Regions from separate parts of the Homo sapiens genome. Here region 1 is linked to region 2. A link is a contact called in ENCODE Hi-C or POLR2A ChIA-PET data. All regions are on one chromosome and are shown on one strand. The core of a region is the stretch at or near the end of the contact, and the rest is flanking DNA. Distances in the headings are between cores, read along the strand shown. Region 1 overlaps SLCO2A1 (solute carrier organic anion transporter family member 2A1). Region 2 holds the start of TF (transferrin).

Region 1 (5,548 bases), core at 1-2,500, 200 kb after region 2:
AGGGCACGATCCTGTCTTTGCTGAAGCGGATCCCCCGGTCACACAGCTGCAGTTCAAATAGATCTTCAAGAGGAAGGGGAGGGAAAAAGGGGGAAATTTGTTATTATTTCACTTTCACACACTTCAGACGTCTGCACCAGCTCTTGTTGGAGACTGAGGTTTCAACCCTTGTGTCCTCTGGGTCTGGTTCCCAGGGAAGCTGGGTGAGCCTGGGGCCAGGTGAGGGTTTCAAGCTGCCCCAGGGGTCCCACCTCTGTCACTGTTTGGGCAACAGAAACCATCTTCTGGGCTGGGCTGGGCTCCTCCAGAAGTCATATCTGCCTCTGGATGCCCAGGAACACTGCCAGGTTAGGCCCCCAACCCCCAGCTTGGAGCCAGGGGCCCAGGAGGGCTTGTGCCCAGCAGTGGTGGTTTTGCAGATTGTTGTTTTTGCTGTTTGTGTGTTTATTGCAGAGGGAGGCATAAACAGTAGGAGGGCAGTGGGAACACAGTGGAATTCCCTGGGTTCTGATTCTGTCAGGCCTTTGCTGGAGTTCCCTGCCTGAAAGGAACTCCTGCCTAGAAGGGACTCCAGAGAAGGAGGCCCCTGTCTCAAGTCTGCAAGTCCATATGGCTCAATACTGTTGTCCAACTCACTTTGGTGGCCACTGCCCTTGTCTGGTGGTCTTCACCTTCCTTCGCTGCCCTTGTCAGATGGCCCAGCCTGTGACAATTTCAGTGTCCAAGCAGTTACAAGACTAATATTGGAACTAAGGGACTAGTATGTTTCCTTCTGCCGACAGTGGTAACTATGCACCCTCTTCACTTGGCCCCTAGGAAACTCCAAAGTTAGTTATATAAAATATTGCTGTTACTTTCCTCAGTCTGGATTTTTTAGAGATTTTTTTTCTTTATAATTTACTGATTTTTTTTCTTGATATTTTGCTAATGGGTTTTTGTCTTGAGGTATGTATGCTGTTACGGGAAACTTGCCAAGATTATTTCTGGAAGTAGGTGACTCAGAGGTAAGTTAACAAAGATAAGAAAACCACAGAAGCCACCACAACTGGAAGGCAACTTAAAGAGCATCTTGTCCAAGTTCCTTGTCCTTCCTCTGCCTGGGAGCCACGCTCCTTCGCCCGCAGAGGTGGCAGTGGCAGCAGCCTTGCCCTGTCCTTTCAGAGGAGGTTGGTAAGTAGGCACTAGGCTTGCCCATCCCCTCCATATGGGCTTAAGGGAATAAGGCATGTTCCTAGCTTACACTAACTGCACAGTCTTCTCATTGCTCAGCAGTTCCTAAGCCTGGCCTGCCTGGCTCTGGCTCCTGCCTGCTCCCTGGCCAGCTGGGTGTGACACTCCTCCTACAGCACCAAGCCCGGCCTTTTCTCTTCTTTCCTACAGCATGCCCAGTACATTCATGCCCTTGGGACTTGTACTTGCTGCTCCCTTTATCTGGAATGCATTGCTCCTGGTGTGCATAGAATTCTGTTCTTCTGGTTGTTCACTTCTAATGTCACCCTCTCCCGGAGGCCCCTGGGAACTCTCCATCCTATTAAGTCCTTCCATGGCATGGGTTACTTTCTAGAATTATCCTGTGTGTTGATTTGATAGAATGCACCCTCCATGAGAACAGGGACCTTGTCTGATGGGTTCACCATCACATCCTCAGCACTCACGGCTGTGCCCAGTGTTCTGTTTATTGAATAACTAAACAAATGACTCAAGTCAGTTTGCTGCTGGCTGATCCTAGGAGGTGTGGAGCCACAGAAAAAAGGACTGTACTTTGCCAAGTGAGTCTAGTGAATGGAGGTTGCCCAAGTGGAAAGCTGGTGGCCAGAAGATACATGGCTTTGAATAGAAGTGCCCCAGACTGAGGCAGAGCCCTGGGTTCAAGTGCCAGGTCAGCCCGAAATAGCTGCATGATTTCAGGCCAGCCATGTGGCCACACCTGGGAGCTGAGGGGTTGAACCAAGTGCCCTCAGCTACTGCTTCTGGCTCTACCCTTCCAGGTCCATGTCACAGAAGCCTAATGCCCTCGATTTATCTGGGCCACGGCCAGCCTGCAGGACCCAGAGATGCCCATGAGGATCTCTCAGGATGGGGCTCAAAGGCCTCAGCTGAAGGAGTGCTTTGACTGGTTTCTGCTCTGAGCAGTTAGGCCTCAAGAATGTGAATTTGTTGGACATCGGCCAGTCTTTAATTGACTGTGGGCTGTCAGCATCTGGTCATGACCCCAGGGTAGGGAGGTAGAGAGAGGTTGGATGTGGCTCAGAGGAGGCCAGGATGCTGGTAATGAGTGTGTGTGTGGAGCCCTGCCTATCCTGGAGCCGAGAAACAGTCTTTGAGGGCATGCGCTGAGCTCCGAGATCCTGTGGGGCTCCTCTTGCCTCTGGACCCTGGCTGCCCTTACCAGTTGCTTGGAGGTTGCAGAGCTCATGTTGATGTTGCTGCAGCCGGCATGGCAAGGGGAGAGGTACTCGATTCCATTGTCTCCACAGACCGGGTGGAAGATAGAATCTGGGCACGAGCAGTCCCTGCGGCAGGCAGGAGACTGCGGATGTATAGAACTTGATGTGCTGCCAGCAAAAGAGGAAACGGGGAATCAAACAAAGCAAGACCAAAGAAAAACCCTACACTCCAGCCCAGTGTGAGTTCCTGGCCTGGTGAGTGTGTCTGTGCATCTTTATTTCTTTTGGGCCAGTGCCACCCTGGGATCTGAATTATGCCTGGTGGAGCCAACAGTGAATTTGCCACTGTTTAGTGGTCACGGCATCTCTCCATTTCTTCTGCCACTGGGAGCCCAAATCCACTAATTATGCTCTGGGAAGGCCTGGCTGGTGAATCCCTTGCCACAGTAGGCGTCAAGACAACCAACCACCCAGAAAGGGCAGCTGCAATGGGCAGGTCACAGACAATATTCGCCTTCCCTCTTCTTCAGCCGAAAAACAGTGGCTGGGACCGCTGAGGCAATCCAGGATTTAGTTTGCTGTCTGTCTCCTGGCTTAATGTAGACCTTGCCCAGAGTTACTCCATCCCCTTGAGCTTCAACCAGAGGGATTTCACTGGTTGATCTCACTGTTCCCACTGTTCCCCGGTATCTGATATTCATGACCTTCTTCGGGGAGGGTTGGGAAAGGGGCTGACAAACCACTGTCCAGATATTTCACTAGTATAATTATACGAATGAGAGTTCATCTCGTGCCAGGCACTGTGCCCGGGGGCTTTACATGCACAATCATCACAACGAGTCTACAGTGAATTATTTGCCTGTTGTGGATTAGAAAACCAAAGCTTAGATAAGGTAAGCAACTTCCCCCAACTAGTAAGGAACACTGGTATACAGTCCAGGCCTGTCTGAGGACAAAGCCATGTGCTAAACTCCCAGTGGACGCTGCCAAAAGGCCCAAAGGCTTCTCGGCTTTCCTCAATCCACAGTCAGCCTGCAGAAGTGCCGTACAGACTAGGGGTGAGCTCCCTACCCCGAGCAACCCTCCCTTCCCCCAAACCCCTTCTCTCCTTCACCCACCAAAGACAGAGGAGGTCATTTCAAAGAAAAAAAAAAAAAAACAGAGAAAATACCAGGGCTGAAAGGTACAGCATCTCCAAATGTTGCAACTTCATTAGGCAAAGTCTTAAAAAAAAGCTTGTTGACAGGTGGCACCCAGGAAAAATAAAATAAAATGCCCCTTGGTTGGCATCCTTCCCCTCACAGGGCTCTGAAGCTCTTCCTGAACATAAAGCCAAAGTTAACACTGTGACCCATATTGCTGTCTGCAAACCAACAGGCAGACTTTACCTGACCTTCTCCTCACCTGCCCTAATTTTTCAAGTCTGCCATCACTCTCATTATTCTTCTCCAGATCTTTTCAAGTCTCCTTTCATCTCTCTTCAGCAGCTCAATGAAACTGAAATTCTAGCCAGCACAGAGCTGATGCTAAACATAGCTTATTTCCTGGTTCCTGTGGCTCACAGCCCTACAAATTCATCCTGAAATCAAACAAATTAGTTTTTGGTGCTTCTTAAGAAAACAGAACTCTAACCCTGATTGCTGGTGGCCCAGTAAGAGCCTTTGATCTCTTCTTATAATGGAGCAGACCATTCAAGACCTGATTTTCTAAGTTGCCACGTGAGAGATCAGATCAAAAGTGGGCCGGGCGGGGTGGCTCACACCTGTAATTTCAGCATTTTGGGAGGCTGTGGCAGGCAGATCACTTGAGGTCAGGAGTTTATGACCAGCCTGGCCAAAATGGTGAAACCCCGCCTCAACTAAAAATACAAAAATTAGCCGGGTGTGGTGGTACACACCTGTAATCCCAGCTACTCGAGAGGCTGAGGCATGAGAATTGCTTGAACCTGGGAGAATCACTTGAACCTGGGAGGTGGAGTTTGCAGTGAGCCAAGATCACGCCACTGCACTACAGCCTGGGTGACGGAGCGAGACTCTGTCTCAAAAAAAAAAAAAAGTGTACAGCAAAGAATAGAGTTAAGGAAGCAGGAAGGAAGATGTATAACAGCCAGATCTAAGCCCTGGCCTTATTAAAGGGGATCTCTCTACCCCTTATTCCCATTACCTAGGGGGGTAGACTTCGGCCACAGTTGGGGTGGAGCATCCCATGAAGAACAAAGGAACACAAAGGATCATGGAGATGGTGATGATGGTGGTAGCTATGCGGGGAATGGCTTGTAGAGAGAAAACAAAGCGCTTCATGAGGATTCCTCCAAACAGCATCCCCAAGGCTGCAGCAGGGAGGTTCACAGCACCTATAAGTGGAAAGAAGGAGGTGATCCAGGTGCACAGGCCTGGGACTGCATGTGGGCTACAAACACTGAGCTGGATCACTGAGAAGGAAGCATGGCTTCAGGAAGGAACATTTGGTATGTTAAATTGTAATCGAAGTAGCTGACATTAATTGAGCATTTACTGCTTGCCAGGCACATCTAGAGAAATATCTTGAGACAGGATTGCCTTGCCTACACAAAAAATACAGAAGTGGGGTTCTTGCAGCTTAAGAGATGTGGGTTGAATATGCATTTATTAAGCACATTTCATTCCTTGGGGCCTCTTTGCATGGGACCGCATGGGGTTAGCAACACAAGAGTGATGACCCCTATGTACCAGTCAGAGATGGAAGGCCAGAGGGGTAAAGCCACAGCCAAGGACCAGCCAGGGGGTGCACGGGAGTCACCCTCCAATCTCATGCACTGATCACCTTGCCAACTCCATATGGTTAAACTCACCTGTGGGTTGGGTTGGGCCCAGTGATTTCCTAGGGTACTTGGTGGGACCACATCTGTAGTTCTCAACACAGTTGAAAAAATACTACTGCTGGGTGCCACCTCCAGAGATTCTGGTTTCGTTAACCTGGGATAGGGCTGGGCATCTGTGTTTTGTAAAGCTCTCCAGAGGAGCCTCTGGTGCAGCCTGGGTTGAGAATCTCTGGACCATATATTGTCTAACCAAAGCAAATATACTCAGGTCCCTAGGGAAGAAGAGAAAATCCCGGAGGCATTTTGTCTAACCTCAAATTCAACCTTCCCTCTTTCCTGTGTTGTTCCTGATGATGTCAGG
Region 2 (4,919 bases), core at 140-2,639:
GTTTTGGCATTTTTATTTCCATACTTTGTGGTTTGTATGTGCCCAGTTAAACGGATGTACAGATTAGATAATCTGGCTTTAACTCCAACCTTCACGAGATGCACACATGCCTTAAAAAGATTCTTACAAAGAAACTAGAATTAGGAGACAATTCTGACAACACAAAAACAAGTGAACAAAAATCAAATGACTGACCTGACGTGTCCACTAGGCTTGATATGAGCTTGGTCAACTAAAACATGAGACAGAATGAATGACCATCTGGTCAGGTTGGATAAGAAGTAACTTTTGGCAAAATCTCTGAAGTCTGGATTTACACTTCGTGGAAGGAATCTTGACCTTTCCCCAAGTATATTATGCCTTGAGATAATAATCCTGTATAAGGCCGCATAAGCAAAACGACATTTGAAAATGAGTTTCATCTTTAGCTCATCCTTTTACAAATTTCTATTCCTTGTGCATGATTGAAGTGTACACATTTTTTAGTTAAAATATAAGCATATAGAAGGCACAAGTTCAATATTTTTCATGATAAGGATGTGTAATTAAACTGGTTAGGAGACTCATCGACTAGAGGGGGACATGGTGGCCCCAGGCTGTAAGAACAGGCCACACCGTCCACTGGGCCGCTTGCTTTGTGCTAAGATGACACTTTGTTCTGAGCCTCACAGTGTCTTGACCATGTTCCTGGAACCTTCTTGTTGGAGGGAGTTCATCTTCCCCTATGACTCTGTCCCTAGTCTAAGGTGTCCCACAGGAAGCTTGAGGGCGGGAAGTTTTCCAGCCCAGGAGCCTGAGCTCAGCGGGGCAGGAAGAGGGAGCAGCTCCTCCGTGGGGGACCTTTGAGAGCCCAGGAGCAGGATTTCGAGGGACACCTGGTGGGGAGCAAAAGGTGCTGAGTCTGTCTTTGACCTTGAGCCCAGCTTGTTTCTCCTGCATCCTCCCCCAAAAGGGGCTTTGCCTGTCATTCTGCAGTTCTAGTGTGGGGTCTGGGCGCAGTTCTTTTCCCTCTCCAGCCTCGGAGTCTTCCTCTGTGGACTGCGCAGATAGGACTGGTGGCACGGACCAGCTCTGCAGCCCTGGAGTCAGGAGCAGAGCCCCCCGGCTCCCAGCCCGCCGTAGCCGCTCCTGGCACCGAGCGAGCCGCGATGACAATGGCTGCATTGTGCTTCATGTCCCTTCCCATCAACATTTCTGTGCTGGACTCCTTCCACTCGCGGGTCGTCTCCAGAGCTCAGAAAATGAGGTGATCAGTGGGACGAGTAAGGAAGGGGGGTTGGGAGAGGGGCGATTGGGCAACCCGGCTGCACAAACACGGGAGGTCAAAGATTGCGCCCAGCCCGCCCAGGCCGGGAATGGAATAAAGGGACGCGGGGCGCCGGAGGCTGCACAGAAGCGAGTCCGACTGTGCTCGCTGCTCAGCGCCGCACCCGGAAGATGAGGCTCGCCGTGGGAGCCCTGCTGGTCTGCGCCGTCCTGGGTGAGTGCGGGCACGGGGTAGCACCGCAGAGTCGCTGGCCCGCGCGTTCCCTGCAACCCGGGCGGCCACCGCGCAGCCTGCATGCACTCCGCGCTCAGGCTGGAAGCCTGGGTGTCTGGGTGCCTTTCCATTGCCTCTCTACGCCCCACCCCTGGCCTTTGCTTGGGCTTCTAGACACCTTTCACTGCACTCACTGTCTTCTCCCCCTCCTCCTCTTTGTCCAGTAAATCTTGCAGCAGTGAAATACAATAAATCAGAGCACGTCTAACCAGGTTATCAAAACCCTTTGCTGCTGCCTCTTGTCAAGTCCGAACTCCTTAGCATGGCATTCAAGGCCTCCCGGGTCTGACCATTCCCCTTTCAGAGGCTGATGTCCCCTGGGTGCCCTGGGAGCTGTAGATGTCCTGCCAAGGAAGCGGTGCCATCGAGCGGTCAGAGCATGGGGTTTGAAGCCAGACTTCTTGGATCCAAGTCCTGGCCGGCTCCTCACCAGGGAGGGGGTCATCACAGCACTTGCCTGGGAGGGTCAAATGAGGGTCAGCGAGGTGGCAGATGCTGAGTACCAGTGGCAGATGTTGCACACATCCTGCTATGGGGCAGTGGCTGACGCCACACTCCCCGACCTCCTGAGGTGGGGCCCCCTTCATACTCTAACTTCTGCCTGCCATTCATGGGGCATTTGTCACACTGTTGGGGCTTCCACGTTTAGTTTTCTCTCCCCATAAGCTAGCAATTCCTTGAGAGAGGACCCCACGTTACTTGCCTTTATCCCCGCACAGAGCACTTCACAGGCTGTGCAAGGTAATGCTCCACTGAGGACACATTCTCGCCTATGGGAACTCTGGAGGCAGGGCTTTGTGGAGGGGCTGCCACAGGCTTATGTTGCCTCCTAGGATTTCCCATGGGCCAAGAGGGAAAATGGGGGTCGCTGGGGTGGCCATCCCTGGTGGCCCCTCCTCATGCATCCTGGAGAGCTGTGGGCCTCCTCTCCACAGGCTTTGTGGATCTTCTTCAGAGCCAGTGAGTCAGCCTTGCTGTGGTGGCCCACAAGGAGTGGAGATGACAGAGGGCCTTGGGGACAGGGCAAAAGCTCATGTGATAGGGATGCTGTCTCTGCAACCACATGGATTTTAATAGTTACCCATGGCTGGCTTCAGCTTTTTTTGTGAATGGCAGCCAAAAAGTGTGGTGAAAATGGAGGGATAGTTCAGTGGAGACAGAGGGGAGACTGTTGAATTTGTGGAGTTTTTAGTTCTTCCTAAACAGAGAGCAACAGACAAGAGTTACAGACAAATTAATTCTTTTCGTTAATTTACCCTCAACTACTGGCCAAGAAGGGGTGTAACTCAGAATGTTTTCTTCTTTTGTGCCCTGAGTAGCAGACCCAGAGTCTGGAGACCCAGATTCTAGGCCTGGCTTGGCCAACGACAAGCAGGGTGACCTTGGGTTAAAAAAAAAAAAAGGCATCATTCTCTGAGTCTCACTCCCTCTTCTCAAAAAGATGGCAATTCCTCCCCCGCTGGTTTTCCATAGTTGAGGTAGCAAGCCAATGTGTTGGGGTAGCTGAAAACGCCCTGTGCATACTGAGGCTTATGTTCCATGGGGGGCCAGGGGCCAGGACAGTGATGGGAGGAGACAAGGCGGATACAGAGGAGCAGATTGTCATCTCCAGCTGGGAGGTGATGGCCATGCCTGCACCCCTCTGGCCAGCAGAGGGTGGTCAGTAGGAAACTGGGAGGCCATTAGGGCAACCTTCTATTGGCTCAGACTCAGAATGCAGTAGAACTTGTGCCCTGTAGTGTTCATGGACAGGAGTGAGAGGAGGACAGGACTGAGGGGATGTGGCTGTCAAGGCCTTTCTAGGGGCGATGCTGTCTCTCCCTCAGCATAGGGAGTGGGCCCTTCCACCTCTGGCCTCTCTCCCCCAGGGCTGTGTCTGGCTGTCCCTGATAAAACTGTGAGATGGTGTGCAGTGTCGGAGCATGAGGCCACTAAGTGCCAGAGTTTCCGCGACCATATGAAAAGCGTCATTCCATCCGATGGTCCCAGTGTTGCTTGTGTGAAGAAAGCCTCCTACCTTGATTGCATCAGGGCCATTGCGGTAAGTCGCTGCTGCCTAAAAGAGAGTGGAAGAAAGCCATACTTTCTCTGTTTCCAGTCACTTTGGAACAATTCTTTACTCACAGGTAGGAGGCTGATATATGGGGCAGTCAACCTTGACTTACTAAAATCACTTCAAAAGTGGAAATGGGGAGGTTTTCTTTAATGTGTCTGGAAAGCAAAAGTCAAAAAGCACATTAACTTTTGCTTTCCAGACACAGTAGACGCAAGGGTGACTGTTTTGAGACCCTAGGTTCTCTGAACTTGGCGAAAATATAAGAATGCCTGCTATCAGGCTGGGCGCGGTGGCTCATGCCTGAAATCCTAGCACTTTGGGAGGCTGAGGCAGGTGGATCACCTGAGGTCAGGAGTTCGAGACCAGCCTGGCCAACATGGCGAAACCCCATCTCTACTAAAAAATATAAAAATTAGCTGGGCATGGTGGTGCATGCCTGTAATCCCAGCTACTTGGGAGGCTGAGGCAGGAGAATCACTTGAACCGGGGAGGCAGAGGTTGCAGTGAGCCAAGATCCTGCCACTGCACTCCAGCCTAGGTGACAGAGTGAGGCTCCATCTCAAAATAAATAAATAAATAAGAATGCCCACTATCAAAATTATTATATAACCTTCTTTGGCAGCTTTTGATACACAACTGGGAAGATGAGTGATGCATGCAGGGGGAAGAGTAAAGTGTCCTGATTGCAGGTGACAGCTGATCTTTTTGTTCTTAGGTCTACAAAAATGCTCTTCATTCTTTCAACGTTGCCCCTGCCCATCTGTACATGTCAGATCCTGTGCTGGGCAATGGGGCTGCAGTGGTGAATTAAACACATTGGTCCTTACCCTCAGGGAGCTCATGGGCTAGTCAGGAGAGCAGAAAAACACACGAATAAGTAAACTACTAATTCCAAAATGTGGGGATGTACAATGGAGGGAAAAAGGAGAGTGTTCTGACAGGGACTCACAGAAAAACCTGCTTTGTCCTGGGTGGTCAGAGACCATCTCTCTGAGAGAGATGTAATGAAGGACTGAGCCTGGGTGGGCTCCAGTGTAAAATACACCAGGCAGCAAACAAGAGCATATGCAAAGGGCCTGAGGCAGAGCAGAGTGGGCTTATTTAAGTTGCTAGTGGGAGGCCAGGGTGATGGGAGCTGTCAAAGATAAGCACAGCCAGATATTAGTTTAGGCAGTGACAATAGGTTTCATTCAGTAACTGCTGACAGTGGGGGAAAGAGCTAGGCTCCATTCTGATTTGTGCAGTGGTGATGTGAGCATTTTAAAGGGAGAATGAGGGAGGGGAGAACGCAGGGCTCTGTAGAGTCAGAGAAGTAAAAAGGTA

What was found. Hi-C counts contacts between places; a loop is a spot of excess contacts on that map. ChIA-PET counts read pairs that join two places held with the same protein, here RNA polymerase II (POLR2A).
Region 1: a map of left cardiac atrium shows a loop between it and region 2 (6-fold over the local background). The contact joins the enhancer-like site here to the promoter of TF in region 2. A Hi-C loop is called at or near these places in 1 of 168 maps with a recorded cell type or tissue (left cardiac atrium). POLR2A ChIA-PET finds 5 or more read pairs at or near these places in 1 of 52 experiments (Panc1).

What each region holds. Positions count from the first base shown.
Region 1 is chr3:133,942,706-133,948,253 of GRCh38, forward strand. SLCO2A1 (solute carrier organic anion transporter family member 2A1) reads right to left here. Exons shown (of 14, transcript NM_005630.3): 9 at 4,551-4,740; 10 at 2,390-2,555; 11 at 1-63. Among named protein-coding and RNA genes, the nearest start is that of C3orf36, 16 kb to the left of the region's middle. RefSeq lists an enhancer at 1-460 and a silencer at 2,380-2,674. Within about 2 kb of position 1,251, at least 10 of the 41 ENCODE cell types and tissues checked have a DNase peak (open chromatin) inside an H3K27ac peak, as active enhancers do; they include Panc1, where a contact is called at or near this core.
Region 2 is chr3:133,745,004-133,749,922 of GRCh38, forward strand. It overlaps TF (transferrin), which reads left to right and starts at 1,390. Exons shown (of 17, transcript NM_001063.4): 1 at 1,390-1,480; 2 at 3,409-3,581. The coding sequence starts at 1,438.